Regions from separate parts of the Homo sapiens genome. Here region 1 is linked to region 2. A link is a loop called in an ENCODE intact Hi-C map of the cell type or tissue named here. Cell type or tissue: pancreas. All regions are shown on one strand. Links, peaks and the distances in the headings refer to the core of each region. The heading gives the core; the rest is flanking DNA. Region 1 overlaps INTS6 (integrator complex subunit 6). Region 2 overlaps WDFY2 (WD repeat and FYVE domain containing 2).

What was found. Hi-C counts contacts between places; a loop is a spot of excess contacts. Peaks named below come from ENCODE experiments on the same cell type or tissue, not always from the same donor. Only the 100,000 strongest peaks of a DNase experiment are listed, where the experiment ranks them.
Region 1: a loop joins it to region 2, with 2.5 times the contacts of the local background. A loop is called at or near these places in 5 of 110 quality-filtered maps.

What each region holds. Positions count from the first base shown.
Region 1 is chr13:51,433,426-51,436,353 of GRCh38, reverse strand. All of the region lies in intron 3 of INTS6 (integrator complex subunit 6), which reads left to right. Among named protein-coding and RNA genes, the nearest start is that of INTS6, 18 kb to the left of the region's middle. In pancreas, for the core only: a CTCF peak has its summit at 1,180; no DNase peak of the experiment used is centred there.
Region 2 is chr13:51,593,490-51,596,417 of GRCh38, reverse strand. The region is part of intron 1 of WDFY2 (WD repeat and FYVE domain containing 2); the gene reads right to left. It also overlaps the pseudogene RN7SL413P. Among named protein-coding and RNA genes, the nearest start is that of WDFY2, 10 kb to the right of the region's middle. In pancreas, for the core only: no CTCF peak of the experiment used is centred there; no DNase peak of the experiment used is centred there; H3K27ac peaks cover 1,048 bases.

The sequences.
Region 1 (2,928 bases), core at 155-2,654, 160 kb after region 2:
CTGTAGCTGTAGACCTTAATGTATTCTGTTACCAGATTTTTATATTCTAGCAGATTTTATTTTAGAATACCAAACACATTTTTAATTTTGAAGAGTATTTGTTTTGAACATATAATAAATGCACATGGTTAAAAAAAAGTTGAAGTATTATAAAAAGTTACCCAATTGTTTACTTCCTTTCTATGGAGGCAACCATGGCTAATCAGTTTCTAACGTATCCTTCAGAGATCTTTTTTATGTGGTCAAAGGTTTTACAAGGGTTAATGTCTTAAGATGAATATTTTAGAGTTTGACATCAAAAGACTCATTTATACTACACTACCTGAGATTTTAACAATAAAAATAATAATCTTACTGAAATCTAAAACAAATGTGAAATTTGTAATTCTGGCCTTGGAATATTGATTTAAATATAAGCATGTTAGGCCTTTATTGACTTAAGTAATTCTGTTTTGTTTGTAATATGTTATTACCCAGTTTGTGTATTTATCCCTATAATTTAATGAACCTCCTCCACCTTTAAAAAAATTAACAGTATTAATGACAATGAATTATTGACTTGACAAACATGATTAGCACATCAGAAGATTTTATGACCCGTTTAAGGGTAAGGTAGCATTCCTATGCCCCTCCTCCACTACATTTTCAGTTTCTTAGGTAAGTGAAAATAATTGTTTTCCTGAGATCAGGTTAGTTTATATTTGGAGGAAATTACCTTTTCTTAGTATTTTCAAAATTTTTTTTCAAAATTTGTTGTAACATTGCAAAAGCATTTTCTTTCAAAAATAACATAGGTTATAATAGATAATATCTGTTTACATTAATTCTTTAAATTTTCTTATTATTGAGATTTTATGCTTTAACTGAGTAATTTAACACCATGGTAATTGGTTGTTGAGAGAACTATAATAGGAAATTTTAAGTGAAGTAAAAGGTTTTGCTTTATATTATCTTGTGGCAGAACTCTTACTTGAGGTTTTTGACCAAAATTAAAATGAAAAATTTTTAATGACAGATTGACTCCTGTTAGTAAGTAGCTCTAGAGCTAGAACATTATATTTTGCATTATATTTTCTAGTGATATGTTTGGATTTCTTTATGACAGGAACCACTGCTCTGAGAGTAAAACGTGAATTTATTCTGCTAATAGCAAAAGTAAACTTTTAGTCCCTCTACTGGCTGTCTTTGTTGTAGCAGAGCTTAGATTTTTTTTTTGTTTTAAATATATCATTATAATTATGATAAAGGCTACTTATAACTTTATGGCCAAGGTGAATATTGACAGAACTTCTAAAGGATTGTCTCCCAACTGAGTGACTTTATAAACATACTTACTTAGGAATAACAATGTAAAATAATTGCTCTTAAATATAAGGATTTGGGAATTATTAAATTGCGTAGGCTTGACACCAGATAGTGAATAACATTATATTGCAGTAATTAAGTTGTAACTCTCATTTAGACTTTGGAGGTGTTAAAACTTTATTTTTTTGTAAAACATGACAAAAAACAATACTGGCAGACAACTAAAACTTTTTTAATTTGCTGGGTAAACAATGTTGACAGAGAAAGATGACATTATGCAGCAACAAAACAGTGCAAAACAGTATATAAGAAAACTTTCTTGGAGCTACATGTTCACTTTCTGCTAGTGATGTAGAAATTCATGCTTAAATAAATTTGTTAATGTCAAACATTTATATAATAGAGATGGGGGCACATTTTTCCTGAAGAAATAATAAAACAACCTTGTGTGTATAAATTACATTAACTTAATCATTATTCTAATTTTTGTAGTAACTGATTATTGCTTTTCTTAGTGTGATTCTTGACTAAGCTCTTTAATCTTAGAGGGGAAAGAATCTTAGGCATGGCGGGATAATTGGTACAATGAGGATGATAATAATATTTTTCTTTTTTCTTTTCTATGTTTGATCTTTATCTGACTTTTCCAAAATTTAAAGTCACTAAAGAACTTATTATTTTATCTTGTGTTTGTGTATATACTCTCTGAAAGTTGAAGTTATATTGTTTTTAAAAGTAAACATTAGTATATATTGTGTTTTGTTTCAGTGTGTGTTGGGGGAAGATACACTGATTTTATACATCAAGAAATTAATGGCTAAGTAATTACAGAATCACAGGAATCTACCAAGTAAAGGAATAGTTTTACTATAGTTAATTTTATTGCAGAAAGGATATATTAAAAACAAAACAATCTGATTATAATGCCATTCCTTGTTGGGTAAATATGGCACAATCCAGGTTAGTATGGAATTATGTCCAAGAGAATTTAGCAGCTGCCAATAGGACCTCCAGGTGGTACAGAAAGACCATGTGGATTTTAGAATTAGAATAGCTTAATAAGGTTCTGGCTTTGCCACCATCTAGGCCACCTTGAGTTATATCATTTAATCTCCCTGAATATTTTACCTCACTAAGTTTTTTTAGGGTCAAATGAGATAAGTGCTTTATTGTTATTATCAAGACGATAGCAGTAATGTTATTGTTATTATAGTAATTTCAGGCCCGTTTAAGGGTATCCTCTGTGGAGAGTATTTTGTGTAAGACTAGTCAAGTTTCAACTAAAAGCTTTGTTTTGTTGTCTAAGAAAAAGTAACTTTGGTTTTAGTGTTTGAATTTAGCTTAATTAAATTTAATAACTCAGACTTTCTGTTAAGTTTTAATATATTTTAACTTAATTTTGTAGACATGGGCCTTTAAAAAGTATTACCTTTCGGGTGGATGTCATCATCTATATGAGTCTGCTACATGGTAGATTATTTTTCTTTAATTAGAAGTATGATTAATCTCTTGCCTCTGAAAGATAATTCTAAGTGTGCTTATACAGGAATAAAAGTGAATGGGTGTCAGACTTTTGGTCAGAAAATCTGATTTCTTTTTTTGAGACGGAGTCTCACTCTGTCG
Region 2 (2,928 bases), core at 116-2,615:
GCATATCTGATGTGACAGAAATTTCCCAAATGGAAGCTCAATAAGAAAAATAAGTCAGAAAAGTCACACTGCAACCAAACTCCAAACCAATTTAATCCATTCAAACAGCATGCCAATTCAGCTAACTATGCATGCAGATTAACCTCCTTAATTTAATTTTATTTTCTAGATAAAAATTACTCATCTTTCAAAACTGTTTAACAATCTAAGCTCTGACATGTAAAGAGAATTAATTATTCAAATATAAATTCAAAAATATCCCCCAAATCGAAATATAATGAAATGAATTAGCCATTCCAACACTCCTTCTCCCCCAACGAACACTAAAACAGGTTACTGAGATTCTAACAGCAAGGCATGTAAACTGACTCCAGGAATATTAATCCAGATGCACAAAATAAAAAGCAACAATGTAATCTAAGCTTTTCTAAAACTAGAATTTAAATGTATTTAAATATGAAGTGGCAGAGCAAAGAGTCAAATCCAGGCTTCTCTGACTCCAGTCCCTGGCCCCCAAAAAAATGCCTCCAGAGAGGGAATCAGGAAGGGTAAATGCCGTCCTTAATTTACCAATACCCACCTTTATTTATATATTTACTGGGTACATCAGCATCTGTTATAAAAGGTGTCTTGATTTTTTACCTATATGCTTCCTCCCTTGGCCCACATCTAAGTTTTTAGAAACATGAGCTTTCTGGCTATCTTTTGATTTCTTTTTTCTTTTTCTTCTTCTAAATATCAAAGCTCTAACTACTTAGTCCAAAAAAGGGGAAGCATTTCAGATTTTAGAGGAAGGCTTTCTGGGTCTCGTGTGCTGCTTTCCCACCAGCAGGCAGCCATGGCAGCATATCTTCACCTCTCATGGCCAGCTCAGAGGACCTTAGCCCCAACAGGCAGAGCAGGAGCAAGGGGTCTGCAGGCGATAATTTCATGGCTTGGCACAGCTCCGTCTTCCCATGTGTCAAGAGAAGCTGGCAATCTGGGTGTTTATGTGAAGTCCATATGTTTAAACCTTGCCGACAAATTCAAAACTTCTAAAAACACTGTGTGTGGACCACTCAAAATCTGTCCAACGGTGGACTTCAGTCTGCTAGTTGCCAGTTTATAATGCCTAAGCTTCCGGTTAAGAACAATTTAGTTAAACTTTTATCCTTCCCTAAGTGTATTCCTTATGGAAGCCATGGAAGACACAGCCCCTGCTGTCCAGGAGACCAGTGGGGACAAGGGACATACCATTTCAGGGCAAGATAGCAAATGAAGAGAGAGATAGAAGCCTGCAAAGGAGAACACAGCACCCACCCACTACACACCTCTCCTTACCACTGGCTGTCACAGGGCAAATTTGGAAAGTGGTGGTATAAAGATGACAGAGTTAACCTCGCCCTTCTATAATAGAGAAGAAAAAAGGGGCTCAGAACTCTACAAAAACAAAAAAAAGTTCAACAGACCAAACTCTGTACATCCAAAGTGAGTCTTAAAATAGTCTTAATGGAACCATGGCAACAGAAAAAGCTTACCTGCTTAGAGGTGTGCTGGTGTTATAAACAAAAAATAAAACAAACTTTCACTGAGCACCAACTATGCTCCAAGTGCTGCAGGTGCTGCAGGTGCTGCAGGAAGATCATCTCATGTAAACCTCCCAACAACACTAGGACGAGTCATTACTCCCAATTTGCAGACACGGAAACTGAGACTGTAAAATCCTAAGGCTTTGGAAAGAGCCAATATCTGATTCCTTTCCCATTAGCCAGATGACCTGGACAGAGAGATTAGGGCTATCATTGCAGACACATAGTGGCAAGCAATCAAGAAAAACTCATTAGCTACAATAATTAAAAGTGTAGAACTGGTGCTAAAAGAGGCAAAGAGATTCCCTAAGACACAACAGAGGCCACAGCAGGCCCTGCTGATTATGAGAACTGAAATTTGTGATAAAAGTCGTTTCACAAATAAATACAAAAGAAAATATAAGGACCACTCAATAAGTAATGTAGAAATAATTAACAGCAAGTTTTAGGAAAATCCATTTATACTTCCCAAATTATGCCACCTAATGAAATACACTTCAAACCAATCAAAAAGTTATTTTTTCATCAAATTATATAACTAAGATGAAAGAAAAATGAGTATCAGTGGCTCCCTAGGAAAAGCGTTACTTTCAAAAATTAGGAGTGATGGAAGAAATTTCAATTATTAAAAAAAGGTGTGTGGTGGCACACACCTGTAGTCCCAGTTATTCAGTAACCTGAGGCAGGAGGTTCACTTGAGCCCAGAAGTTCTGGGCTATAGTGTGCTATGCTAATTAGGTGTCCACACTAAGTTAGACACCAATATAGTGACCTCATGTGAGCTGGGGACCACCAGGTTGCCTAAGAAGGGGTAAACTGGCCCAAGTCGGAAACAGAGCATGTCAAAACTCCCTTGCTGATCAGTAGTGGGAATGTGCCTCTGAATGGCCACTGCACTGCAGCCAGAACAACGTGGTGAGACCCTGTCTCTCATTTTAAAATTTTTAAAATAAATTTTGACAGCTAAACTTAAAAGTAAATGTTTTCTATACAAAAAATGAAAAGGCAAACAACAAAATGTAAGATATATCTGGATATATAACAGGCCTGGGGTTAATATTCTTAATATATCTATAGAATATATGTAAAAGAAATTGTTAAGAAGAACCAAGAGACTTCAATGGAGAAATGGACAAAGGACAGAAACAGACAATTCACAAAAGGAAAAATAACTAGAAATAAACGAACAGAAAAATATTCACCAGTCAGCCAAAAACATACAAATTAAACATCAATAAAGTACCACCATTTATCAAGCAAATTATGAAAAAGAATTTTAAAATAATAATATCCATGGCTGGTCAGGTATGGCAAAACTAACATTCTCATATGCATACATAACTATAAGCATTTTAAAGTG